Regions from separate parts of the Homo sapiens genome. Here region 2 is linked to region 1. Evidence: chromatin contacts called from ENCODE Hi-C or POLR2A ChIA-PET data. All regions are on one chromosome and are shown on one strand. The core of a region is the stretch at or near the end of the contact, and the rest is flanking DNA. Distances in the headings are between cores, read along the strand shown. Region 1 holds the start of TMEM52 (transmembrane protein 52). Region 2 holds the start of MMP23B (matrix metallopeptidase 23B).

Evidence for each region. A loop is a pair of places that touch in the nucleus more often than their neighbours do. ChIA-PET counts read pairs that join two places held with the same protein, here RNA polymerase II (POLR2A). Pooled maps may share reads with other maps.
Region 2: a pooled map shows a loop between it and region 1 (8-fold over the local background). The contact joins the promoter of MMP23B here to the promoter of TMEM52 in region 1. A Hi-C loop is called at or near these places in 1 of 168 maps with a recorded cell type or tissue (CD8-positive, alpha-beta T cell), 3 of 37 single-sample maps with no recorded cell type and 6 of 50 pooled maps. POLR2A ChIA-PET finds 5 or more read pairs at or near these places in 3 of 52 experiments (B cell, activated B cell and activated CD8-positive, alpha-beta memory T cell).

Annotation. Positions count from the first base shown.
Region 1 is chr1:1,915,786-1,922,259 of GRCh38, reverse strand. TMEM52 (transmembrane protein 52) reads left to right here and starts at 2,981. Exons shown (of 5, transcript NM_178545.4): 1 at 2,981-3,078; 2 at 3,172-3,215; 3 at 3,326-3,367; 4 at 3,829-4,007; 5 at 4,098-4,669. The coding sequence starts at 2,995. The coding sequence ends at 4,378. CALML6 (calmodulin like 6) reads right to left here. Exons shown (of 6, transcript NM_138705.4): 3 at 5,645-5,819; 4 at 5,364-5,508; 5 at 5,186-5,286; 6 at 4,964-5,113. The coding sequence ends at 5,067. It overlaps CFAP74 (cilia and flagella associated protein 74), which reads left to right. Exons shown (of 39, transcript NM_001304360.2): 39 at 1-303. RefSeq lists silencers at 1-3, 2,745-3,384 and enhancers at 1,617-2,209, 2,210-2,803, 2,863-3,664.
Region 2 is chr1:1,628,725-1,635,198 of GRCh38, reverse strand. It overlaps MMP23B (matrix metallopeptidase 23B), which reads right to left and starts at 3,026. Exons shown (of 8, transcript NM_006983.2): 1 at 2,825-3,026; 2 at 2,286-2,416; 3 at 2,079-2,218; 4 at 1,844-2,011; 5 at 1,287-1,451; 6 at 1,100-1,210; 7 at 871-997; 8 at 545-748. The coding sequence starts at 2,980. The coding sequence ends at 574. It overlaps LOC124903821 (a long non-coding RNA gene), which reads left to right and starts at 3,413. Exons shown (of 3, transcript XR_007065352.1): 1 at 3,413-3,554; 2 at 4,624-6,474. It overlaps MIB2 (MIB E3 ubiquitin protein ligase 2), which reads right to left. Exons shown (of 20, transcript NM_001170687.4): 17 at 5,888-6,066; 18 at 5,633-5,814; 19 at 5,495-5,560; 20 at 4,594-4,907. The coding sequence ends at 4,669. RefSeq lists enhancers at 1,508-2,319, 4,420-4,983, 6,393-6,474 and silencers at 4,473-4,622, 4,723-4,972.

The sequences.
Region 1 (6,474 bases), core at 1,732-4,231:
TCCTGTCCACCCTCAAAGCCCTCCCCAGGCTGAGGGCCAGGTCATACTACCCTAGAGCCTGGGACCTGGCCATCCTCTGCCAGATTCCAATAGGCCGCCCTCCACATGGCGCCACGGCCACTTCCTGCTGCCCTGGACCCCGCAAGCCCAGGGACATCCAAGAGCACCCCTCCTGAGACCCCAGACTCAGAAGCAGCGAGAAGGCCAGGCCAGCCCTCAGCCATCCTAGCCAGACCCCCTCAGAGCCCCCAGCCCCCAGGAGAGCCCTCCACAGCCTGTCAATAAATTTTTTGTAGGCCAACACATGCAGCCTGCAGTGTGGGTGACAGCAGGTTATTCCCTGGGGTGAGCACAGAATGGGAGGTGGGGACAGAGCCCTGGGGAAGCAGCCCCTCCCCTCACAGCCATGACACCCGCTTTGCCTGGCAAGGGCCTCCTAGAGTGGGGCCATCCTGCAGGACACCTGTGGGGAGGCCACCCTGACCCAAATTCAAGGAGAGCCCCCAAGCCTGGCACCCTGAGCAGCAGCAGGCAGCCCAGAGGGCCGGGGTACAGCTAGAGCTGAGGCTGACCCAGAACCGAGGGGCCTGGGTGGTGGGGAGGGCAGGGCTGCAAAGCCCAGGGCAGGCCCCGGGAACCTCCAGACTTTTCCCAAGTTCCAGGACCCCGGATGACCCCAAGCAAAGGTGAGCAGACGGTGGGGACCCCCCAGCCTACTCATGCCCTCCCCTCCACCCAGCAGGGGCCAGGTGAGGCCCAGCTCCTGCACTGAAGTCTCTATTTGTCTGAGATAAGTCTGGGCTCGGCTTTCTGGGCTCTGACCCACCCTTCAACAGAGAAGACCCCTCGCAGCCCGTGAGATGCTCCTGAAGCTCAGAGTGGTGCCTGCACCCCAACCCTGCCCTCTGGAGTCTGGCTTGTTGGACGCTGTCCCCACAGAGCCCACCCAGCCTGGCCCTCCTGTCAGTGCAGCACACCCACTGTGCCACCCCAACCAGCAGCCACCAGCAGACTGTACGCAGCCTTCCCTGGCCGGGTCGGGGGAGCAGATGGTGCTTCTGGGAGCTTTCCTGGGCACAGGCCTCAGGGACGCCGGTCTTGAGCTGCCTGCCCTCACCCCCAGCCCCCCAGGGCCCACAGTGCCTAGGAACTTGCCATTGCCCCAAACTTCAAGCCAGTGACATTGACCCCGCAGTGGCGTTTTGCAGGATTTCTGTCCAATGGGTCCCTTGCTGCCCTTCCTGCGGCCGACCCACCATGGCTCAAGCTTGCGCCACACCAGATGGGAGGGGAAGGCAGGTTCCGCCAGGTCCAGGCCAGGCCCCGGCCGCAGGAGGAGGTGCTACTGGATGGCAATGTTTCCTGAATAGGCCCCTCTCTTCTAAACCCTGACCCGACTCTCCTGCTGGCAGGCCTCTGGTACTGAGTGGCGAGGCCCGCCCAGCTCCTGCGTGGGGGCCGTGCCCACACCTTCCGGAACTCGGGGCTGTGGCCTCAGGCTGTGCTGTGCACATGCACTCCCATTCCCACTCCCGTGCTGGGCCTCCACGACCAGTGCAGTCAATGTGGCAGGAAGAAGGGCCAGGGGCTGGGGGAGCTGGGCAGGCAGGAAGGGCCCTTGAGGACCGTGGCACAGGCCTTGGGAGGTGAAAGGCAACTTCAGGCAGAGCCCAACAGTGGAAGGAGTGATGCAGTGAAGGGGCAGGTATGGGCAGAAGAGCCACGCAGAGGAGGCCCTGCCCTCCAGGGTCACTGCCCTTGTGGTAGGGGTGGGGGACACTGAGCAGCGCCCACATGTGGAACAGTTCTGAGCAAGGGGTGCATGCCCCTCCTGCAGTAAGATGGACCCTGCCCCTTGCTGTGCTGACCACCTCCCTTAGCCTGACCACCAGAGAGACGGTGTGCTGTTGGTCCCACGGGGAGCAGAGGGCACCAAGAGCCTAACAGGGCCCCTGGCCTGGTGGCAGAGGGATAAGGGTCTGGGGTCCCCCTGGAAGAAATGGCCCCAGGCCTGCCCCTGCACAGGGAGCAGCAGACATTGCAGGCTGAGGGAAGGGCACTGGGCTCCCTGTGGCCCTCGGGAATGGAGGTCACATTCCCCAGGTGGGGCATGGCCCCCAAGGCCAAGTGCTTTGGGAAAGTGGTCTGCACCCAGCGCCTCAACAGCCCAGAGCCAGGGCCAGGCTCCAGCCCCCTGGGCCAGCCCCCAGACAGCGCCTGCAGCGCAGGTCCACAATCAAGTGTCCAAACACCAAGTTCGGGATGCCCAGCATCTTGGTGGCGTTACCCTACAGTCCACCTGGAGCCCGCCTGCGAGACTGGACCCGAGGGACCACACCCAAGGCAGCCACGACTTTCCAGGCCAGCTCCCGAGGGTCCCCGGGCCACGCCCAGACCAGCAGCAGAGCAGGCCACGCTCGGCCGAGGTTAAGGCGCCGTGCCCGGGCTGAGGACGAGACCCACCGTCGCCTCACGAGTCTGGGCCAGGTGGAGCTGCGGGGTAGGGCTTGTGGCGGACAAGCCCTCTGAACACGTTGGGCGTGGCCCAGTGGGAGGGGATTGCGCTGAGCGGGGTATGGTGGGCGAGGCTTACGTTGGGCATGGGGCCAGTGGGCGGGGTTTGCATTGAGTGGAGGCCCAGCGAATGGGGGCGTCTCGTGGGCGAGGGCTCCTGTGGGCGGGGCCTGCGGCGAACAAGGCTTGCACTGGGCGGGGCCCAGTGGGCGGGGTTTATGCTGCGTGAGGCGTCCTGTGGGCGAGGCCTGCGACGAACGCGGTTTGCTCTGGGCGGTGCCCGGAGGGCGGGGTTTACCCTGCGTGGGGCGTCCAGTAGGCGTGTGCGCCTGTGGGCGGGGCCTGCGGCCAGCGGGGCCCGGTGGGCGGGGTTTACTCTGAGCGGGCGTTCTGTGGGCGTGTCATGTGGTGGGTGTGTCCTGTGGTGGGCGGGGCCCCATAAAGCCGCGCCGCCGGGCTTTGCTCCAACCTCCTCAGAGCATGGCCCGGGGGCCGCTGGCCGCCCGCGGACTGCGGCTGCTGCTGCCGCTCCTGCCGCTCCTGCCGCTCCTGCCGCTGCCGCAGGTGGGTCGGGCGGCGTTCTCTCTCGGTTCGGCCACCGCGGGGCGGGTCCCTGCTCGGACCACGCCCCTCCCGGGCTCACCCTTGTCCCCACAGGTGGCGCTGGGCTTCGCGGACGGCAGCTGCGACCCCTCGGACCAGTAAGTCGGGGGGGAGGGAGCCGGGGCCTGGCCCCGCCCTATGGGGAGGCACGGGTGGCGAGGTCGGCCGTCCCATGCCCCGCCTGCTCCAGGTGCCGCCGTCCCCACAGGTGCCCGCCCCAGGCCCGCTGGAGCAGCCTGTGGCACGTGGGGTAAGTGGAGGCCGCGGCGGAGCCGTGCGTCCGACGGTTCTGGGGCGGGGGTCACCGGGGCCAGGCCCGCCAGGCCCTTACCTCACCAGGCCGCCTCCGCTGTCGCCCAGTCCCGGCCGCTGGCGGGAACTGACCTGGAGCAAGCAGGACCTTCCCTCCCACCTCTCCCGCCTGGCCTCCGCGGGAGTCCCCTACGATCCCGCTCAGCAGTGGGGCACTCGCTGAGGACAGCGAGTCCTGGGAGTGAGCCCAAGGCCACCCCTGGCCAGCCCAGGAGAGATAGCCAGGGCAGGCCCAGCAGCCCGAGGCCAGGCTCTGGCCACGGCGGTCTCCGACATGGAGAGACATTGTCTGCTTTTTATCCTGTTAACCTGTCTTCGGTGGTTGTGCCACGACATTCCCCAGGGTGCAGGTGCCCGGTGGCCGAGGGTCAGTCCAGTGGTAGAGCCTTGCTCTCCTAGGCTCATCCTGCTGGCGGTCCTCCTGCTTCTGCTGTGTGGTGTCACAGCTGGTTGTGTCCGGTTCTGCTGCCTCCGGAAGCAGGCACAGGCCCAGCCACATCTGCCACCAGCACGGCAGCCCTGCGACGTGGCAGTCATCCCTATGGACAGTGACAGCCCTGTACACAGCACTGTGACCTGTGAGTGCCTAGGGGCCCGCCAGTTGAGGGTGGAGATGGCGGGGGTAAATGCCAAGCCCGCCTCCACGAACCCACTCTGGTTCCCTGCAGCCTACAGCTCCGTGCAGTACCCACTGGGCATGCGGTTGCCCCTGCCCTTTGGGGAGCTGGACCTGGACTCCATGGCTCCTCCTGCCTACAGCCTGTACACCCCGGAGCCTCCACCCTCCTACGATGAAGCTGTCAAGATGGCCAAGCCCAGAGAGGAAGGACCAGCACTCTCCCAGAAACCCAGCCCTCTCCTTGGGGCCTCGGGCCTAGAGACCACTCCAGTGCCCCAGGAGTCGGGCCCCAATACTCAACTACCACCTTGTAGCCCTGGTGCCCCTTGAAGGAGGTAGGAGAACGGACCAGAGCTTGGAGAACTAATGCTTGGAGCCAAGGGCCCCAGCCCACCCCACCGTCCCACACATTGCTGTGGCCCCAACCTCGGTGCCATGTTACACCGGCCCCTGGCGTCACCCACTAGGCAGGCTGCTGCTTTCAGCCTCAGCCCCTGGCCCAGCCCCAGCAGGCCCTCAGCCTGGAAGAGGCCCCTTGGGCCTAAGCCTCGGGTGGGAGCTCAGGGCCACCTGTGACGTCTGCATCTTCTTGGAGAGAGAATAAAGTTTGTATTTAAGTGGTCTCTGCCTATGTGGGAAGGACTCTGGGACTCCAGGGCTCTGGGAGGAACCCTTGGGCAGCCAACCCCCAGTGCAAGCAGGAAGGGCGAGCGTGTGGTCCCCGGCCTGTACCCAGTCCAGGTTTCAGGCTGGCATTCCTAGCCCTGAGCTGGGCAATGGGTGGTGTCAGGTGTCGTGGCAGAAATGACTGGGGCTGTTTCTGTGACTGGGCCAGGAAAACTCTTTTCCTTCTCCAGCCCCACGCCTTTGCCTGTTGCCCCCCAACCCAGGCTGGGACAGTGAGGCACACACAGGTTGGGCTGGAACATTTATTTTACACGGAGCCGGGGGAGTGGGGGCCAGGGGGCAGGGGCAGCAGCCTTCCCGGGCAGGCCTCCCCCGGCTGCGGCAGCTGCACCTACTGGATCAGCTTGAAGGACTCCCCCGTCATCATGGCCACAAACTCTGGGAACAGAGGGGCAGGTCAGCAGCTTGCCCCGGCCCAGCCAACGGCTCCCAGGGCTCCAGGCCACTCACCCTCATAGTCGATGGTCCTGTCCCCATCCTTGTCGGCCTCCTTCATCATCTGCTCCGCCTCCACCTCGTTGAGGGGCTCCCCTGCGTTCATTAGCACGTACCTACGGGGCCTGGCGCTGAGCCACTCCATCGGCCCTGCCCGTGCCCGCCCACCACCCGCCCCCAACCCGGGCCCTACTTGAGTGTGTTCCAGTCAATGTAGCCCTTGCCCTCTTTGTCAAAGACACGGAATGCCGCCCTCAGCTCGCTCTCCTGGTTCTGGGCCTTCTCATGGTAAACTCCCATTAGTGCCAGGAAACCATCGCAGTTGAAGAACCCTTTGTCTGCAAGGGGCACAGCTGGGGCTCAAGGGATGGGGCACAGCACTCCCCATGGGCTTTGCCTCTTCCCCCCGTAGGCACTGACACCTGACCCAGGGCCCCCCCGAGGCTGCCCACCCCACTCCAGCCATGAGCTCACTGTCTCTGTCCACATCCTTGGCCATTGAGGCCAGCTCACTCTTGGTGGGGTTGATACCCAGCAGGCTCATGAGCCACTCCAGCTCCCCCGTCTTCACCTCCCCGTTGCCCTCTTCGTCGAACATCTCAAAGACTCCCTTGTACTCCTTGATCTGCTCAGCCGACAGGCGCTCTGTCTGCAGGGGACACCCGCACCGGCCTGACCAGGAGCCCCTTCTGCCCCTGTGTCCAGGGAAGGGTCAGAGGTACCCCCTGCACCCATTCCTCCATTGGCAGCCTTTCAAGGTGAGTGGTAAGAGAGGAGGCCCCCAGCGGAGAGCAGGCTTCCAGGACAAGGGGTCACACGCCAGGGGTTTGCAGGGCCAGCAGGGCTCTGCCAGGCAGCTAACAGGGGCAAGGGCCAGACAGGCAGGAGCCAGCGTGCGAGGGAACAGCAGCAGCTGCAGGGCCAGGCGGGCCAGGCAGCGGCCCTGGAGCCTGGCAATGGACACCAGGTGAGGCAGGTGAAGGAAGCCGAGAGCAGGGTGGGGAGGAGCCCAGCCCTGGCCCGGGAAAGGCTTCCAGCCCAGGATTGGGATACAGCCCAGGAAGCAGAACCCTGGGCTCCAGCCTGTGTGGCATTCCGGAGGGAGAGTCCAGCACCGGGCCACACCTGCCTGCCACCACTGCTGCTGCCCATCTGGGAGCCAGCTTTCAGAAAGGGCTGCTCCACCCTGGCCCCGGAACAAGGGCTGTGTTGGTGGCAGCAGGGCTTGGCCCCCTCTTCTACCTCAGCCCCTTCCTGCCCAGGCTCCGTGGCAGGTCATTGCACCTCCAGGTTCCAGCTCAACC
Region 2 (6,474 bases), core at 1,777-4,276, 290 kb after region 1:
CGGGACCATGTGTGGGAGGGGAGTCGCAGACCACCGGGCTCTAGGGGAAGAGGGTGGGGTGGGCGGCTGTGGCCTCTGACCCCATGTGGGCCAGTGTCTTCCCCAGGCAGGAGGGGAGCTCCTACCTCCTGGGGGGCCTCCACTCTGGCAAGGTGGTCCCCCACCCTGTGCCAGTCCTCCCAGCCCCCACCCACATCTCCTTGCAGAAGATCCTGGAGGCCCATCCCAGCCACATCTTTCAGGAAGCCCCCTTTGCCTCCCTCCCCCAGCTCTGAGCAAGTCCTAGACAGAACCCAGGCTTCTGGGGCTACCCCAGGTGCTGCTCCACGTGCTGCCCCTGTCACTGGGGCCTCCGCTTATCCCACTTTCCCAGGGGCCACCTTAGCAAAGCCCGTCCCGTCCTGTGCTGTACCTGTTGTCCGCTGTGCGGGGAAGCAGGGGTGCCCAGCCCCGAGGACGCCCAGCTCTCGGTGGACCAGGGGCTGGGGTGTCCACCTGCCCAGACTGGCTGCCCGCTGCCCTCCCAAGAATGAGCGAGGAGCCATCAGAGAGAAAGTGCTTTATCAGCCGGGCTCAGCCCCGCACACGGACTCGCCAGGAGTAGGTGGTCAGCACGCGCTGCTGGCGGCGCACCACGCAGGTGTAGGTGCCCTCATTGACGGCGTTGGCGATGATGCTCAGGTGCGCCTCGCCCAGGGCCAGGTAGCCGGGGTAGGAGAACTCCAGGGGCTCCTGGTCCTTGTACCAGCTGCAGGGGGGCGGGGCGTCTCCTGCAGGCACAGCCCCCCCCCCGGCTGCCTGCCCCGCACCCCTGCCCCAAGGCCGCCCGCGGGCTGCCCACCCCGAGGACCGCCCGGGGCGCTCACTCACTACACTTTCCCTTTCTTGTGGAGGATCTTCTGGCCGCAGCGGAAGGTCACGTTCCTGCCCTCGGGCACCAGCCTGGTTTTGGTCCTGGGGGGCGGTGGGGTGGTGGCCACCGTGGGGAAGGGGAATTCTGCTCCGGGTGGGGGAAAGAGCCCCGTCAGTGCCCCCTCAGCCCCGACCATGGCCAAGGCCCAGCTCCCACGCAGCCCTGTCCCGGCCCCGTGGGCATCACCGTAGCAGAAGTCGCAGCTGCTGGGGCAGAGCCTCTTCATGAGCCGCCGGCGAGCGTCGCAGAAGCCCCTCCGCGCCCAGGACGCGCACACGAACAGCCTGTCGAGGCATCCTATCGGGAGCGTGGGGAGCACGGCCTGGCTCAGGACCGCCCGGTCCCCGCCCTCCCGCCCGACAAAGGGACTCACCGTAGAGCCGGTGCAGCCCCCACAGCTCGTCCTGGGACAACGCCTTCCAGCCGCGCAGCGTGGCGTTCAGGTGCATGAGCGCCCGGCCGTGTTGTGAGTGCATCAGGCCCAGCGCGTGGCCGATCTCGTGGGCCGCCACGTGCACCAGGTCCGTGAGCCACACGCCTGCGGGCCCCGGGGGTCAGCGCCTGGGAGCCCCGGGCCCAGCCCCGCCGCCCGTGGGCCAGCTCCCCGAGGCCCGGTGTATCTGCTGGAGCGCAGCCGCGGAGCCGCCCTCGGCCGCAGCCACGGAAAGATAAGAATGTTCTGGGCCCAGGCGGTGAGCTCGGCCCCCAGGAATGCAGCTCCAGCTCCCGCTCCAGAGGCGCAGGGGGATGGGAAAGGGAGTTCAGGGCTGCCGGGATGGGGGCTCCCACGGGCTCCCCTCCTTGCCTGCTAGACTCCAGTGGCAGCCACCACCCCGGAAGGTCCCTCCTGCCGTCTGCCCCAAAGCCCGACCGCGGCAGCCCACTGTGCTGCAGAGGAGAGGCCTCCAGGAGGCCAGCCTGGACGGTCACCTTTCTTCCAGCTGTAGCGCGTGGGGCCCAGGACCCAGTACTCGCTGTCGTCGAAGTGGATGCCGCCGTGCGGGGGGAAGAAGGCGTGGGCCAGCTCCCCCGTGGGGCCGTCGAAGCAGTGGTGCAGCGCGGAGACCAGGCAGTCCGTGTGGTTGATCGGGTAGAAGCCTGGGGGGAGCACGGGGCTGAGAGGCCGGGCGCGCAGGGCCGGGCCGGGGCGGGGGCGGGCGCCCACCTATCCGGAGGTCGCTGGGCTGCTCGGGGGCCACCTCGCGGAAGCTGAAGGGGGACACGTCGCTCCACATGCGGAAGGCGGCAGCTAGGGCCCGCCGCGTCTCCCGCGGGCTCAGCAGGTTCCGCGGGAAGGAGAGGATCCTGCAGGGAGAGTGAGCTCAGCGGGCGCCGGCCGCGCCCCCTCCCCCGGGGCCCAGCCAGGGCGCACCTGTAGGTGAGGTTGAAGTGGTCCCAGCGCAGCCTGGCTGGAGTCAGCGTGTAGCGGCGTCTGCGGGGGGCCAGTGGGCCCGGGACCCGGGTGGGGGGGACCGCCGAGAGGCCCAGCGCAGCGACGTCTCCCTTCAGGGAAGAAAGCGTGCGTGGGAGGCATCGGTGACGGTCCCCAGGACCAAAAACTGCCGCGGAAAATGGACTGGAAGGAAACGGGGGTGGGGGTGCCCAGGGCTGGGAGCGGGCGTGGCGGGTCCTGTCTGCCTGTGGTTTCGGGTCTCCTAACCTGAGCGCCCTGTTGCACGTCCCTGGGAACGCGGCCCAGTGGAGGGGAAGGGGCTGAACAGCAGGGCGAGGCCTCCCACCCCTCCCAACAACTGGACACAGGGGCGTCCAACCCTCCGACCTCGGGACGCACATCCGGACCCTCAAACACCCCGCACACCCCGCACACGTCCTGCGGGCCCCCCGATAGACCAGACCCACAGACGTGAGGACCCCCCCAACCCGGCACCTGGCCTCCCCCCCGCCGCTCACCTGCGCTGCGCTCCAGGCCGGCACCGCCGGGGCCCCCAGCCGGGCCAGCAGCACCAGCGCGGGGAGGAGGCACAGGGCGACCAGCGCGGCTCCAAGCCAGCGGCGCTCGACGCCTGCCCCCGGGGCCTCCGAGGGGACACGGGCCCCGCGGCCCATGGCAGACTTGCTGTGGGGCTCAGGGCTGCATGGGGCAGCAAGGCGCGGGGGCCCGGGCCGCAGAGCCTCCGGGGAGGATCCGGAGGGGAGGCAGTGGCTCGGCGGCTCGGGTTACAGCCCGGTGTGGTGGGGGGGAGGGAGACGGGGCGGGAGAGGGGGCAAGGCTGCCCCTGAAGGGAACCAGCTGGCCCGTCCGTTGGCCGAGCTGCCTGCTGTCTCCAGCCGGGGGCATGGGGACCCGCGTCCCGTGGGCCAGGGGCAGAGGCCTGGGCATGGCCTGCTGGGCGGGGTCCTCGGAGGGGGGAGCGAAGAGGGCCCCAGGCAGCCCGGGAAGGGCAGCGCCAGGGCTCCCGCTTAGGAAAGGGTAGCAGTGGGGGTCCCCAAGCCCCCACTGCTGGGCAGTGAGTGATCTGGTGGCTTTTTTCCCAAATGGAATCCTCAAAAAACCCCTGAGCCCCACATGAGCGGAGTCTCCATCCTGGCCCAGGCAGCTGAGCTGGGCCGCAGGAGACGCGTCGCTCGCCTGACAGTGTCCCCGAGAGCTGGGAGGGGATGGCCGGATGGGGACGTGGCAGTGAGTATGGGGCGGTGGAGGGGGAGGCGGGGAGGGGGTGCGTGGGTAGGCAAGGGCCGCGGAGGGTGCCAGGTTGCGGGGCGGAGGGAGGGAACTTGCCAGGGTCTCCCGGGGAGCCGGGAAGGGGCGGGCCCTGGCTGCGGGAAGCCCCGTGGAGGGTAGCGCGTGAGGTGGAGGGTGTGTGGCTCCTAAATCCCCGGCTAGGCCCCAGCAAAGGGGAGAGGGAGACGGGAGGGACGGGAAACGGAGCTAAGCGCCGGGCCTGGAGGTCTGGACCGGTCCTGATTGGGGGCGGGGGCGGGGAGCTCGGAGACCCAAAGGTTCGACGGGGCGGCCGGCGTCCAGGCGCGAGCGGCTCTGGGCTGGGACCGAGACCGGGCACCGGCGTCCCGCGGGGCGGGGGTGGGGGATTGGGCAGAGGAGCAGGAGATTCCGAGCCAGACCGGCCTGTGTCTGTCTCGTCCCTCCCCGTTTTCCGCGCCGGCGTCGGGCCCAGGGTGACGGCAGCCCGGCCAACGGGGTCAGCGCCAAGCAGCTGGCGGCGGCCGCGGGCGGTTCTTGGAAAGCGCGAGAGGCTGGGCCTGGCCGCCGTATTTGCTCCGACACCGCCCCCCGCCCCCCCAGCTCGTCACCCCGCCTGCGTGCGCCCGGCCCCCAGACCCTGCCTGGGACGCCCCCCAACTAACTCCCTGCTGGGACGGGACCCCACAGCCCTGGGGAGTGTCGGGCCCCTTGGATCAGAGCGCGAGTCCCCGCGGCCGCCCCCAGGACGGAAGAGCGAGGGGGGCCCGGGGGCAGACACAGGAGTCCCCGCCCCGTCGGACCCGGGCCTGGGGGGCGGGAGGCGGCCGTGCCCGCGCCTGGAGGGTGTCCTGGCCCGAAGGCCGCAGTCCGGGCGGGAGTCTGGACCCGAGAGCCTGGGGCGGGCGGGGCGGACCCAGGGAAGGGCCCCCCCCCCCTCGCCCCCAGGCTCGCCCGCGTGTCCCGAGGGGAGGACCCCAGAGGCGCCCGGTCCCCCAGGCAGACAGCAGAGGCAACGTCCGAGAATCTTTCTTTTTATAAAACACAGGGCGGGGGCACGCGAAGGCAGCTCGGGCGCGGCGGACGGCGCGGCTCACACGAAGATCTGGATGCGGTCGCGGATGGGCTGGCGGCAGATGGGGCAGGCGCTGAGCGCGGAGCCGCAGGGGGCGCATGCGCCGTGGCCGCACTGGAACACGAGGCGGATGTGGCTGTCGATGCAGATGGGGCAGGTGATGCGTTCCTCCATCTGCCGGTAGCGGCTCTGCAGCTCCTCCACCAGCTGGCGCGGCGGGCCGGGGGCGGGGGCGGCGCTCGCCACCTCAGAGCCGTCTGCGGGGTGGGGGACGGGTGTGAGCTGGGAGGCCGGGTGGGGGAATGCGGGGAGCAGGGAGCTGCGGGGGGGCGAGGCTGGGGGCGGGGTGTCACCTGGGACGGGTTGTGACCTGCAAGGGGGGCTGGCGGGGTGGGTGATTTGGAGGCAGAGGTGGGGCCCGGGTGCGGGCAGGAGGTGAGCCGTGGAAATCAGGCATAAGGTGGTGTGCGGGCTGGAGTCAGGGCTGCAGGTGGGCTGTGAGCTGGGCCGGGGTGTGATGGGGGGGCGGTGCTCTGGGTGGGCTGTGATCTGGGGTGGGGCTATGGAGGGAGTGTGATCTGGGAGGGGCCGTGAAATCCAGCGGGGCTGGGGTGTGATGGGGGAGGAGGGTGTTACCTTGAGGCGGGGCTGTGGGCCGGGTGTGATCTGGAGCAGGCGGGGCTGGGGGCTGGGGGCTGGGGGGCCGGGTGTGAGCCTTGGGAGGGCGGGGTGTAACCTGGGGAAGGGCCATGGGCGGAAGTGTGGGAGGGAAGGGGTGGGGGACGGGGACCCGCGGGCCACCAGCTGAGCAGGAGGCGTGTTGGGGGCGCAGAGCCTCACCCACCTGGGCGCAGTTTCTTGCTGACGACCACCTGGCACCTGATGCACTTCTTCATCCTGCGCGCGCACTCTGCGAAGAGGAGAGCGCGGTTGGCTGCGGCCCTACTAGCCGGGCCTCCCCACCCCGGGGCCCCCCACTCACCCTCACACACGGTGCGGTGCTGGCACGGCGAGAACAGCACCAGCAGCGCCAGCTCGGAGCACACCAGGCACTCAGCGGCCTCGGGCCCCGGCGCGGCGCCCACGTGCAGGTTCGTCACGGTGTTGGGGGTCCCGAGCGTTTGCCTGGGGCCCGGGGCCGCGCCCCCGCCCGCCTGCCGCTCCCTGCAGGGGGAGGAGGCGGCTTGAGAGGGGCCCGGAGGCCGCCGGACCCCATCCCCGCCGTCCACGGACTCACCGGAAGCGCTGGGCGCAGCCCTGAAGGGCCTTGAGCACGCGACCCTCGGCGGCCAGGTCCAGCGGGCTCCGACCGCGGTGGTTGGTGTAGCTCACGTCGGCGCCCTCCAGCGCCAGGAAGCAGGCGACCGCCGCGCCCACCGTCAGCTCCGCGCTGCCGGGGAGGCCCGAGGCCTGTAGCTGGGCGGCAGGACAGACGCCGGTGAGGGCGGGCGCCGGGGCAGGCCCGAGGGAGGCGTCTCCTGGCACCTGGCAGCCCCAGCAGCCGGCGCCCCATGTCTAAAATACAAGGCAAGGGCACCTCTTCCGGAACCCAAGTGGGACAGGCAGGAGGGGCGCCCTGCTAGGTGAGCTCTGAGACCCTAAGCTCCACCTCTCCCCATCCCATGGGCACCACCCCTTTCCCAGGCTGCCTAGGGGTGCAGGCTGAAGGATCACATAGAACTTGGCTCCCATCTGCTCCACCCCCAGAACGCCTGGCTCCCTGGGCCATCACTGGAGGGGAAGGTGGACAGTGGCACAGGCCCTGCCCAGAGCCTGCTGCCGGCGCCACCGCAGCCTCTCCAGCACCCCACGCCACACTTCCTC